2 separate regions of the Homo sapiens genome follow, and region 2 is linked to region 1. The links are chromatin contacts, found by Hi-C or POLR2A ChIA-PET in ENCODE. All regions are on one chromosome and are shown on one strand. Each heading gives the region's core, a stretch centred on a gene start or an enhancer-like site at or near the end of the contact. The rest is flanking DNA. Distances are from core to core; before and after follow the strand shown. Region 1 overlaps CAVIN1 (caveolae associated protein 1). Region 2 holds the start of CCR10 (C-C motif chemokine receptor 10).

What was found. A loop is a pair of places that touch in the nucleus more often than their neighbours do. ChIA-PET counts read pairs that join two places held with the same protein, here RNA polymerase II (POLR2A). Pooled maps may share reads with other maps.
Region 2: a loop to region 1 is called in a map of posterior cingulate gyrus, with 6 times the contacts of the local background. The contact joins the promoter of CCR10 here to the enhancer-like site in region 1. A Hi-C loop is called at or near these places in 2 of 168 maps with a recorded cell type or tissue (dorsolateral prefrontal cortex and posterior cingulate gyrus) and 4 of 50 pooled maps. POLR2A ChIA-PET finds 5 or more read pairs at or near these places in 1 of 52 experiments (activated CD4-positive, alpha-beta T cell).

Annotation. Positions count from the first base shown.
Region 1 is chr17:42,404,626-42,409,983 of GRCh38, forward strand. It overlaps CAVIN1 (caveolae associated protein 1), which reads right to left. Exons shown (of 2, transcript NM_012232.6): 2 at 1-763. The coding sequence ends at 62. Among named protein-coding and RNA genes, the nearest start is that of CAVIN1, 16 kb to the right of the region's middle. RefSeq lists an enhancer at 1,686-1,735. Within about 2 kb of position 3,051, at least 26 of the 41 ENCODE cell types and tissues checked have a DNase peak (open chromatin) inside an H3K27ac peak, as active enhancers do; they include dorsolateral prefrontal cortex, where a contact is called at or near this core.
Region 2 is chr17:42,678,635-42,684,401 of GRCh38, forward strand. It overlaps CCR10 (C-C motif chemokine receptor 10), which reads right to left and starts at 3,209. Exons shown (of 2, transcript NM_016602.3): 1 at 3,166-3,209; 2 at 255-1,983. The coding sequence starts at 3,189. The coding sequence ends at 919. CNTNAP1 (contactin associated protein 1) reads left to right here and starts at 3,897. Exons shown (of 24, transcript NM_003632.3): 1 at 3,897-4,262; 2 at 5,187-5,288; 3 at 5,402-5,595. The coding sequence starts at 4,196. RefSeq lists enhancers at 1-12, 1,363-2,211, 3,430-4,048, 3,992-4,041, 4,302-4,351 and 1 more and silencers at 2,597-2,891, 5,137-5,431.

The DNA.
Region 1 (5,358 bases), core at 1,801-4,300:
AGAATGCGAAAGAGGAAGTTCGGAAGGAGCGAGGAATGGGGTGGGTGGCAGCGGGGGCGGCTCAGTCGCTGTCGCTCTTGTCCACCAGCACGGCGTCCGACTCCTCGGTGATCTCCAGCAGCGCGTGCACGTCGGGGCTGCTCCCGCGCCGCAGGTCGCCGGCCTCCCCGCGCTCCGCGCCGCCCTCGTCGTCGTCGGCGCCCACCTCCACCATCTCGGTGGCCTTGAGCACTTCCACCTGGCCCTCGCGGATCTTCTTGACGTGGAAGGTGAAGGGTGGCACCTTGTAGACCGCGGTCTTGGAGCGCGCGTACACCACGTGGTCGGGCGTGAAGGATTTGCGCAACTTGTCCCGCGACGTCTTCAGTTTCTCGCGCCGCTCGGCGGGCACCAGGCGCGTGCCCAGCTTGTTCATGCGCTTCTCCAGGGTGTGCCGCGTCTTCTCCAGGTTTTCCTTGGTCTTGAGGCGCGTCTTCTCCAGGTTCTCGCGGGTACGCACCTTGGTCTTCTCCATCTTCTCCTTGGAGAAGGCCTTCTTGAAGTCGTCCACGCGCCGCAGGCCGCTGCGCTTGATACGCTCTGCGCGGGACTCCTCAATAACCTCCTCAACCTCCACCGCCTCGTCCGACGAAAGCTCCAGCGCCGCTGCGTCCTCCTCGGGCCGCTCGCCCTCGCCCAGCTCCTCGCCCTCCTTCTCTGGCAGCGCCTCCGACTCTTTCAGCGATTTGCTGATGCTCAGTTTGGCCGGCAGCTTCACTTCATCCTAAGGGAAGAGGAGAAGGGACATGAGAGGCGTCGGAGGAGGCGGATGTGGGCGAGCCTGAGTCAGGGTGGTGACGATCCTGGAGAGAGGGGAGCATGGGACGCTCGTGGTCCCCAGGAAACTGGCGGGCGCTCAATAAATGTGTGTAGGCTCACGCCTGTAATATTAGCGCTGTGGGAGACCGAGGCAGGAGGATGGCTTGAGTCCAGGAGTTCGAGACCAGCCTGGGCAACATATCACCCATCTCCGGCCCCCCAACCCCGCGTCGCCATTCTTTCTCTCTCTCTCTCCTTGTTTTTTTTTTTTTTTTTTTTTTTAAACGGAGTCTCGATCTGTTGCCGAGGCTGGAGTGCAGTGGGCGCGATCTTGGCTCACCGCAACCTCCGCCACCCGGGTTCAAGCAATTCTCCTGCCTCAGCCTCCCGAATAGCTGGGATTACAGGCGCCCGCCACCACGCCGGCTAAATTTTGTATCTTTAATAGAGACGGTGTTTCTCCATATTGGTCAGGCTGGTCTCGAACTCCCGACCTCAGGTGATCCGCCCGCCTCGGCCTCCCAAAGTTCTGGGATTACAGGCGTGAGCCACTGCGCCCGGCCTCGCGCCGCCATTCTCTAAAAAACATGTGTGTTGAACGAATGGTGACTAAACAGACCGCGGGAGCAGGGGACCAAACTTCGGGTCGGAGATGGGGTTGCGTAATAATTGCACTTGGGCTAAAATCTCTGTGGTCGTCCAACCCTGTCCTGATCCCTTTCCACCCGTAGATGATATTAAACCACTACGGCCCTCGGGAGACACAGCTCCACTTTGGAAATGGGCGGAGCGCCCTCTGGTGCCGCAAATCGCACACTGCCCGAGCCAGGCCGAAAAGCAAGTGGTGGGAGTGTCTAAGTTGAAAGCGGGTAGGGGTTTGAGCCCACAGCTGCACCTACCCACCCAAGCAGGTAAAGTAAAGGAAGTGCATTTCCTAGACTCAAGCTATTTCTTTTTTTTTTTTTTTTTGAGATGGAGTCTCGCTTTGTCGCCCAGGCTGCAGTGCAGTGACACGATCTCTGCTGACTGCAACCTCTGCCTCCCAGGTTCAAGCAATTCTCCTGCCTCAGCCTCCTGAGTAGCTGGGACTGCAGGCATGCGCCACCACACCTGGCTAATTTTTTTGTATTTTTAGTAGACTCGGGGTTTCACCATGTTGGTCAGATTGGTCTCGAACCCCTGACCTCAAATGATCCACCCGCCTTGGCCTCCCAAAGTGCTGGGATTACAGGCATAAGCCACTGCTCCTGGCCTCAAGCTATTTCAGAACCAGCCTTAGAGATGGAGAACTGTGGTCCACCCTCCCCCACCTCCACCTTCTTTGACTCCTTCATACTGTTTGGCTCCACCAGTGGTCATTCTCCCCCTCCCCCACATTTAGAAATTGATATTGGAAAGAGGAAGAAGCTGGCTGGGAGCCACGGACATGTTTTCTCCCCAGTCTGGACATTTCTTCTGGTTGTGACTTCCCTACTTTGGGATAGAAGAGAGATTACTTTTCAATTCTTGCTTTCCCTACCCCCTGCCCCCAGCACAAAGCCTGAGCTCAGGGGTCTAGGAGTAGGATGGGTGGTCTCAGATTCCCCATGACCCTGGAGCTCAGAACCAGTTCTTTGCTTTTCTGTCTTCTCCTTGGAGGACTTAGCACCAGAACTGCTTTCCATTCCGGGAAGATTTTCCAAGATCTTGACTCTGGCCAACATTTCAGAATCTCTGGATCACTCCCTCCCCCACCTCCACCCTCATCAGAGAGCAGGGGAGGCTGAGCACAGAAAGGGAAAGGGCAGACCAAGATCATCAATAGGATCTCTTTGGCCCAGACTCCCTTTAGTGACTTCAAATGAAGGAACGAGAGATAGTCGCTTTTCTAAAGGGTTTTCTGAAGACCATTTCCCAGAATTATAAGAAAAATCCTGTCCCCTAAGAAATTAAGGCAACATAAACTGAGTCCTCTCACTGACACCACACACACACACCCCTATACATAGGCTGCTCGGTATCTCTGCACCACCTGCTACAGAAATTCCTTCCCCAGCCCCCAACCTCTTTCCTCTTCCCTCCCATCAACATCCCCCCAGAGTTTCCTGGTTTACACTGAAAACTAGGAACACCCTCTCCCAACTTCCTTCCCTTCTTGTCAATAGCATTAGCAGGGACAAAGAGGGAATGCTGGCTCCACCTCTTCTCTCATCTGGGCATCAGCTCTGCTGGGCACCAAGCCACCTCCAGCTCTCTGTTACCCAACTACACCTCCCAGCAGGCAAGGTGACCTGGGCACAGGGCATGCTGGGACTTGTAGTCTCTACCTGCCATAGACGGCTTAGTGCAGATCATGGGCAATCCTAGGGCATTTTGTTTATCCCTCTGCCTCTTATCATTCACTGAGGCATTGAAGGGTGTTTTCCTTGTTCTGAGTGTAGGAGAGTCTCAACTTCTCTTTGCATTCCCTCTGATTTCCAGTCATTCACTTTGGGGCTCCTACAATCACCCTTACCCTGCCTGCTACTGGAGTGCATATCATTTAAGACTTATACATCATTGTAGGATCTAAACCCTCTTCATCCATCTCCACCCAGAATTTACCTGCAGCCCCAGTATATATATATATTAAAAAAAATTCAGCTCTGATCTTTCCTTCATAACCTCCCAGACTTAAAAACCCACCCACGCCCCACCAAAGGGTGGAGAGAGCCCCTCCTTTCACTAAACTCAGACAATGTGAATAGGCTAGGGAGGGATTAAGGGTGACAGGCAGGGAATAGTCAGGAAACAGCCCCAGCTGCTGGAAAACAAATCCACTTTGTCTCTCTGCCCTACCCCCAGCATCCCCCGCTTCTCCCCTACCCCTGCTGCCTGCTCCACCCCACCCCTAAAGGCTGAGCTGGCTGGTTTTCCTGGCCTGTGGCTTCCTAGATAAAGGTCTTTGCCAGCTGAACTTGGAAGTGAATGGGACTGGGGAGAGAGCTGCAGACTTCTTATAGCCAATGCCATCTTCCTAGTGCCTCATGAAAGGTCTCAAACTACAACATAAGGAAGCAATCCTAGTGAGAGGAGGTTTTTGTTTTTTAGTTTTTTTGTTTTTTTTGAGATGGAGTTTTGCTCTTGCTCCCCAGGCTGGAGTGCAATGACACGATCTCGGCTCACCGCAACATCCGCCTCCTAGGTTCAAGCAATTCTCCTGCCTGGGCCTCCCAAATAGCTGAGATTACAGGCATGTGCCACCACACCTGGCTAATTTTGTATTTTTAGTAGAGACGGGGTTTCTCCATGTTGATCAGGCTGGTCTTGAACTCCCAACCTCATGTGATTCGCCCTCCTCAGCCTCCCAAAGTGCTGGGATTACAAGCCTAAGCCACCGTGCCCGGCCTTTTTTTTTTTTTTTTTTGAGACATGGTCTCACTCTGTCACCTAGGTTGGAGTGCAGTGGCGCGATCTCGGCTCACTGCAACCTCTGCCTCCTGGGTTCAAGCAGTTCTCCTGCCTCAGCCTCCCAAGTAGCTGGGATTACAGGCATGCACCACCACACCTGGCTAGTTTTTGTATTTTTTGGTAGAGACAGGGTTTCACCATGTTGGCCAGGCTGTTCTCAAACTCCTGACCTCAAGGGATCCTCCCACCTCGGCCTCCCAAAGTGCTGGGATTACAGGCACGAGCCACCGCATCTGGCCATTTTTGTGTTTTTGTTTGTTTGTTTTGAGATGGGGTCTTGTTCTGTCAACCAGGCTGAAGTGCAGTGGCATGATTACAGGTCACTACAGCCTCAACCTCCTGGGCTCTAGTGATCCTCCCACCTCAGCCTCCCAAGTAGCTGGAACTACAGGCGCACGCCACCATGCCCAGCTAATTTTTGTAGTTTTTGTACAGGCAGAGTCTCACTATGTTGCCCAGGCTGGTCTCAAACTCCTGGGCTCAAGTGATCCCCTTGCCTCGGCCTCCCAAAGTGCTGAGATTTCTCGCATGAGCCACTGTGCCTGGCCAAGGGGAGGTTTATTCCTGGATTTAGAAATCTCTCCAGACCAGTAAGGGATCTGGGGGCTCTAACCCCATTCATCGTAGGCTTCCCCTGGAGTGACGGCTTACACCATAGGAGCTGCCTTCTTGGTGGAAGGTCAGGGGACAGGAGACGAAACAACTTGAGCTGAATCCTGGGATGATGTCCAATAGGCTGGCTCTGGAGAGGGTATTTCACCATTAGCTTTTCCTCTCCACTCCAGGCCAGGTTTCCCCCATGACTCACAGCCTTGGAGTGCTGTCTTGGTCCCACCCATCTGCTTGCTGGTACAACCACCACAAACACAATCCAAAATCATCTCCCTCCACCCTGGGCACACAGGCCAGGCACCCTTGTCCCACCCCTACTTCTCTGGCAGAGCTCCTAAGCCAAAGGAAGGACCTCAGGGGATGGCAAGGAGGGACGGCTCTGCTTGTTCTGTTTCTCGTTTTTATTAAACAAAACCACCACTCCCAATAGGCTTGGTTTCCAGAGTTACCTTTAATGACCAGCTCTGAACAAAAGCATTACAGTTCCCCCTGCCCTTTGCCAAGCACACATAGCTCCTC
Region 2 (5,767 bases), core at 1,959-4,458, 270 kb after region 1:
TACCTAGGAATGGAGATACCACAACCATCTTCCAGGTCTGGATCCCAGGCCCTTGCCTGCAGAGAAGTTTTTTCCCATATCCAACCTCTCTCTTTCCGGCCAGCTCAGTGCATTTCCTCTGACCCAGTCCCCAGAGAAGATGGAGAACAGCAAATATCCCTCACCCCCACCACACCCGTGATAACTACTCTGGAAATTTGCAGATTGCAATCCCTCCTAGGTTTTTCTTCAAGGTGGAAAAACTTCAACTCAAATTTTACAATTCATTTTTTCATTTTTTCTTTCCATCACAGACACTAGGAAGGGATTGTAAAGTGGTTATGAAATCCAAACGCCCACCAAAAACGGGAATCCCCTGCCCCTCCCCCTCCCCCCACACCACGCAAAGGCCCACAGCGTCCCCGACAGTCTGAACATTCCAATAGCGGGAACTCAGTATTTGCTAAGGCAGCCATTACTGGAGAGCGCTCTGGTTGTTAGAAAGCTCTTCCTTACAGTATTGCAAGAGGAACCACCGCCCCTCCTTGCCTGGCAGCTTTCCCACCTCACCTCTGTTGGCTGAGGCCAGGTGACGGTGGAGGGGGTGTCAGTGGCTAGAGCTTTAGCAGACTCAGCAGCCCCCCACCCCCACCCAGGCCCTCAGCGTCTTCCACTCAGAGAGCCAAGCGCGGGGCAGGGCGGGGGGTGGGGCGGGGGCGGGGTGTTAACCCACCGGTTCTGCCCCGCCACAAATCACTTCCAAGTCGGTGACTCAAAAATAGTAACAGTTGTTGGGTTGCATCTCATTTCCATGTTATCAATTTAATGTGGCAAGGCACAGAGGTAGTCCCTTTAGGTCCCTGCCTCTTTCTCAGTGTTCCCCCACCTACTCCCCTTTCCCACGACCCTCAGCCTGCCCCCTCCTCTAGATTCGCAGCCCTAGTTGTCCCAGGAGAGACTGTGGGTCTCCGTGGGAGCTGAGCAGGAAGAAAGGCGGGGCCGGCGGGGGCAGCCGCGGCGGGGTTGAGGCCCTGAGGGGCAGCTCCCACCCCGTAGCAGCCTCCGCAGGTCCTGGCGGAAGCGCAGGCCCAGGAAGGCGTAGAGAACGGGATTGAGGCCACAGCGGGCGAGGGCCAAGCCGCTGGTCACCAGCAGTGCGACATCCTTGCGTTTGCTGGCAGGGCAGCTCCGCTCGCGCGCAGCCAGTAGATCGGCAGTATCCAGCAGCAGGGCGAGGCTGTAGGGCAGCTGCAGCACCACGAAGGCCGCCACCAGAGCCACCACGACGCGCAGCGCACGCCGGCGCTCGGGCCCCCTGGCGGCCAGCAGCGTGCGGCCCAGAAGCGCGTAGCAGGCTACCATGACGCCCAGCGGCAGCGCGAAGCCCAGGGCCACCTGCGCCACGGCGCTCGCCCCCTTCACCGTCTGCGTGAGGCCCTCGGGGAAGATGAGGCGACAGCGTCGTTGGCCTTCCCGCTGCCCATCCTGGCTGAAGAGCAGCGCAGGCAGCGCCAGGAGCAGTGACAGCAGCCACACGATGACGGAGACCAAGTGTGCGCGGCCGGGAGTGGAGGGCCGCGGCCCGGCTGGGAGCGCTCGCGCGATGGCCACGTAGCGGTCGGCGCTGATACAGGCCAGGAAGAGGAAGCCGGCGTGGAAGGAGGCCGAGTAGAGGCCAGAGATGGTGCGGCAGGTGGCACTTCCCAGACTCCAGCCCTGAAGAGCCCCTGCTGCCGCGAAGGGCAGAGTCAGGGCCAGCAAGAGGTCGGCCAGGGCCAGCTGGAGCAGGTGGGCAGAGGTGGGCGAGCGCGCTGCGCGTCGGGCTGCCAGGTGGGTGGCCAGGACCAGGCCATTGCCGGCCAGACCCAGCGCAGCCACGGTCAGGGAGACACTGGGTTGGAAGGCCCGGCTGAAGGCCTGGACATCGGCCTTGTAGCAAAGCTCCGGCAGTGGCTCAGCCGAGTATGCGTCCTCTTCATCCCCAGAGTAATGGCCCCAGGAAACCTGGGAGGGTCAAATGAGAGGCGGGATCTTATGAGACACATCTGACCACACAACTCCCCCGCCCACACTTGCCTTCCAAGCTGAGAGCTCCTGTGTGGCCAGATGTAACAGTACACGGGGAGACATAAGCTCTTCTCCAGACTCTTCCTAGCACACCTTCAGCAGGCCTTGGCTTCCCTTGCACCCCTCCTACCTCTGCTTCCAGCTTCCTGGGTGACCTTGAGCAAGCCACTTGCTCTTTCTAGACCTCAGTTACCTAACCTGTAATGTTGAGATTATAAATCCTGACCAGCCCACCTCTCAAGGTTTGCTGTGAAGATGGCAATATGGAAAATAATGGATGGGGAGAACCTGTGTTCTCCAAAGGCCATAATACAAAGTTTGTATTATTATTATTATTTATTATTATTATTATTGGAGACAGAGTCTTGCTCTGTCGCCCAGGCTGGAGTGCAGTGGCACGATCTCGGCTCACTGCAACCTCCGCCTCCGGGTTCAAGAGATTCTCCTGCCTCAGCCTCCCAAGTAGCTGGGACTACAGGCGCCCACCACCACGCCCAGCTAATTTTTGTATTTTTAGTAGAGATGGGGTTTCACCATGTTGGCCAGGATGGTCTCGAACTCCTGACCTCAGGTGATCCGCCCACCTTGGCCTCCCAAAGTACTGGGATTACAGGCCTGAGCTACCACGCCCAGCCCAAAGTTTGTATTATTAATAAATCCTACAGCTTCAGTTCCCTTTGCAGCGCCCTCTCCTGGAAGGATGCCCATATGCAGGCTTTGCCTCAGACCTGAGCCCTGGACTCCAACCTCCGTCTGGAGTGGGTTTCTGTTTCTCTTCTTTCCCTTCCATACCCACCTTCCCTGTACCTCCAATACCAGCACACTGAACCACTCATGCCAAGGGGGTCTCCAGGGTTGGGACTCAGGTTTTCAGGGCCCAGGTGGGACCCTGGACCTCTAGGTTCAACCCGCCTTTCCCCTCAGCCCTAGTCCCTGTCCCACAACCCCAGCCTCACACCACCAGCCCATTTATCTGGAGGACCCCTAGTCTGAGACAGCGCCAAGAATCCTGAATAAGCCATAGGATGGCAGAGGCCCATTGCCAGGTGGGGAATCCCATTCCTTCCCTGTCTCCTCCCTCTCTGTAACCCTTCTCCCCCTCCCTGCCCCCACTCCCACCTGCTCTGTGGCCTCCGTCCCCATCTCTGGCTACACAGGTTTCTGAGGTATAGCCACAGGGGGTAGAAGTTAAACTACTAGCGGGACAGGAAGGAAGAGGCGGGGAGAGGGGCCGAGAGGGAGGTGGGGATTAGGGTCTACGGGGTCACTTTCCCATTCCACCTCCTCCAAAAGACTTCACTCTCTTGTGCAGGATCTGGATTTTACGAAAAAAAAAAAAAGAAGAAGAAAGGAAGGAAAGAGGAAAGAAAGAAAGAAAGAAAGAAAAAAAGGAAGGAAAGAAAGAAAAAAGAATGAACGAAAGAAAGAAAAAATAATTTACTGTCTTTGTCAGTGAAGAAAGAACGGGCTTCGGAATATAATCATTTGCTGTGTGATATTGACTAAGTTTCTTGACCTCTCTGAGCCTGAGGTTTTTCATCTGCAAAGTGGAGTAGGGCAAAAATGCTAAATTCACAGTGCCCAGCACCACTCCTAGAGCATAATTTGCCTTCCGAAAATGTTAAGATTCTTTTACTTACCCTTCATTCCATTTCCAGGCACCCCTCCCCCAAACCACCTCCCTTTTCTTGAAATTTTCAGGATGCTTCTGGCCCTAGGTTCCCTGTCCTCACTCCTGTGGCCCTAGTCCCGGGCAGCCTCGGGTTACTTGGGGTTTTCCCGGTGGCGAGAGGCTCTCTACCCCCGCCCTTTCGCAGCAGGGCTGAGGCACGCGCTTGCGCGGGGTCCGGGAAACCGGCGCGTGCCAGGAGACAGAGGCTGGGGAAGGGGGGAGGTGAGAGGAAAGAGGGTGGAAAGGAGAGGATAGAGAGAGAAGAGCGGAGGACCAGGAACCAGAGAGAGAGAGAGAGAAAAGAGAGAGGAGAGACAGAGCGCTTGGGGGCGAAAGGAGAGAGGGAGGGAAGGGTGGGTAAGGAGGAGAGAGCGGTCTGCTGCAAACCCCAGGAGGAGAGCTTGGAGCCCAAGCCAGAACTCGAGCCCTAGCCGGAGCCGTTCACAGGGAGGCGGCTGCCGGGACCGTCAGCCCTGCATGATGCATCTCCGGCTCTTCTGCATCCTGCTCGCCGCGGTCTCAGGAGCCGAGGGCTGGGGCTACTGTGAGTGTTGGGCTTGGAGGCAGGTGGGGTTGGGCCCAGGAGTCCAGAGCCTGCAGGGCGGCCCCGAACCGCATTGCGGCTGGGTGGTCGCGGGTCCTTCCCGGCCGGCGCGCGCCCGCTGGCTCTCATCTTTTCCTGCCTCTCCCCCGCGCTCCGCATTGCAGCTCTGAGGCTGCCGCGCGCGCCCGGGGCTGGGGCTGGGCTCTGGGAAGAGGATGAAGTCAGCGGGCAGGGATTTGGGGTTGGGATCCAAGCAGGAGCTGGTGCCTGGGTTTGAGGCTAGGGCTGGGGGATAAGTGTATACTGGTGACCGATACTAGGATTAAGGTTTTGCCAGGGCTTAAGGCTGGACTTTGGAGCTGGCCAAGGGGTGGGGTTTGTGGCTAGGGCTGGGGTTTGTGGCTGGGGCTGGGTTTTGTGGCAGGGATCCAAGCAGGAGCTGGTGCCCCTGACTGATGCTAAGGCTGGACATGGAGCTGGTGATGGTGCTAGCACTGGCTGAGGTTGGGTGCAAGGCCTGTATTTGGGGATGGTGCAGGTTTTGGGGGCCGAGTTGGATTGAGGCTAGGGTTGGAGCTGGATTGGTGTCTTGGGTTGACTTAGGTTGTGGAAGATGCTGAGGTTTAGGATTGAGTTTGGGAAAGTACTAAACCAGGGCAGGTATTGGGCTAGCTAGGGAGGGTCTGGCCTTGGGCCTATAGGTGTAGCCTAGGGGTTTGCCTAGAAGGAGAAGGTAGCCTCCTCTGAGCATGCAGCTGTTGCTGCAGCCAGGATTGAATAGATGGCTTTAAGGTAGGGCTGGGTGTGCCTCTGGGGGCGGGGGTTGGGGGCACGGAAGGGGAAGCTTCGGTCGCTAAGTGGGCCGGCCTTTGGAAGGGTCTGGGAGGGGCCAGCGCTGACTAACAGTCGGTTTCCCTACCCTAGACGGCTGCGACGAGGAGCTGGTGGGTCCCCTGTATGCACGCTCCCTGGGCGCCTCCTCCTACTACAGTCTCCTTACTGCGCCGAGATTCGCCAGGCTGCACGGTGAGCTCCGCGGAACATCAGCTGCCAACTGGCAGCGCACCGCGGAAGGGTGGGGGCCTCCGGAGGACTTCGGGGAGAGGGATAGCCGGTTAAAGCTCCTGTCCTTTCTATAGGCATAAGCGGGTGGTCACCACGGATTGGGGATCCGAATCCCTGGCTCCAGATAGACTTAATGAAGAAGCACCGGATCCGGGCCGTGGCCACACAGGGCTCCTTTAATTCTTGGGACTGGGTCACACGTTACATGCTACTCTACGGCGACCGAGTGGACAGCTGGACACCGTTCTACCAGCGAGGGCACAACTCGGTACTCTGGGCGCCAAGGCGGTAACACTTGGGGAGCTTCCTCTGCTCCAGGCTCTGGGCCGGGCACCAGCCTCTGGGAAAATGGAGGGGGTGGTGGTGAGGGCTCGGACAAGGAGCAGTGACTCCACTCCAGGGACTCTGTCCAGAGGGACTGTCAGCTTAGGACGTGCGCG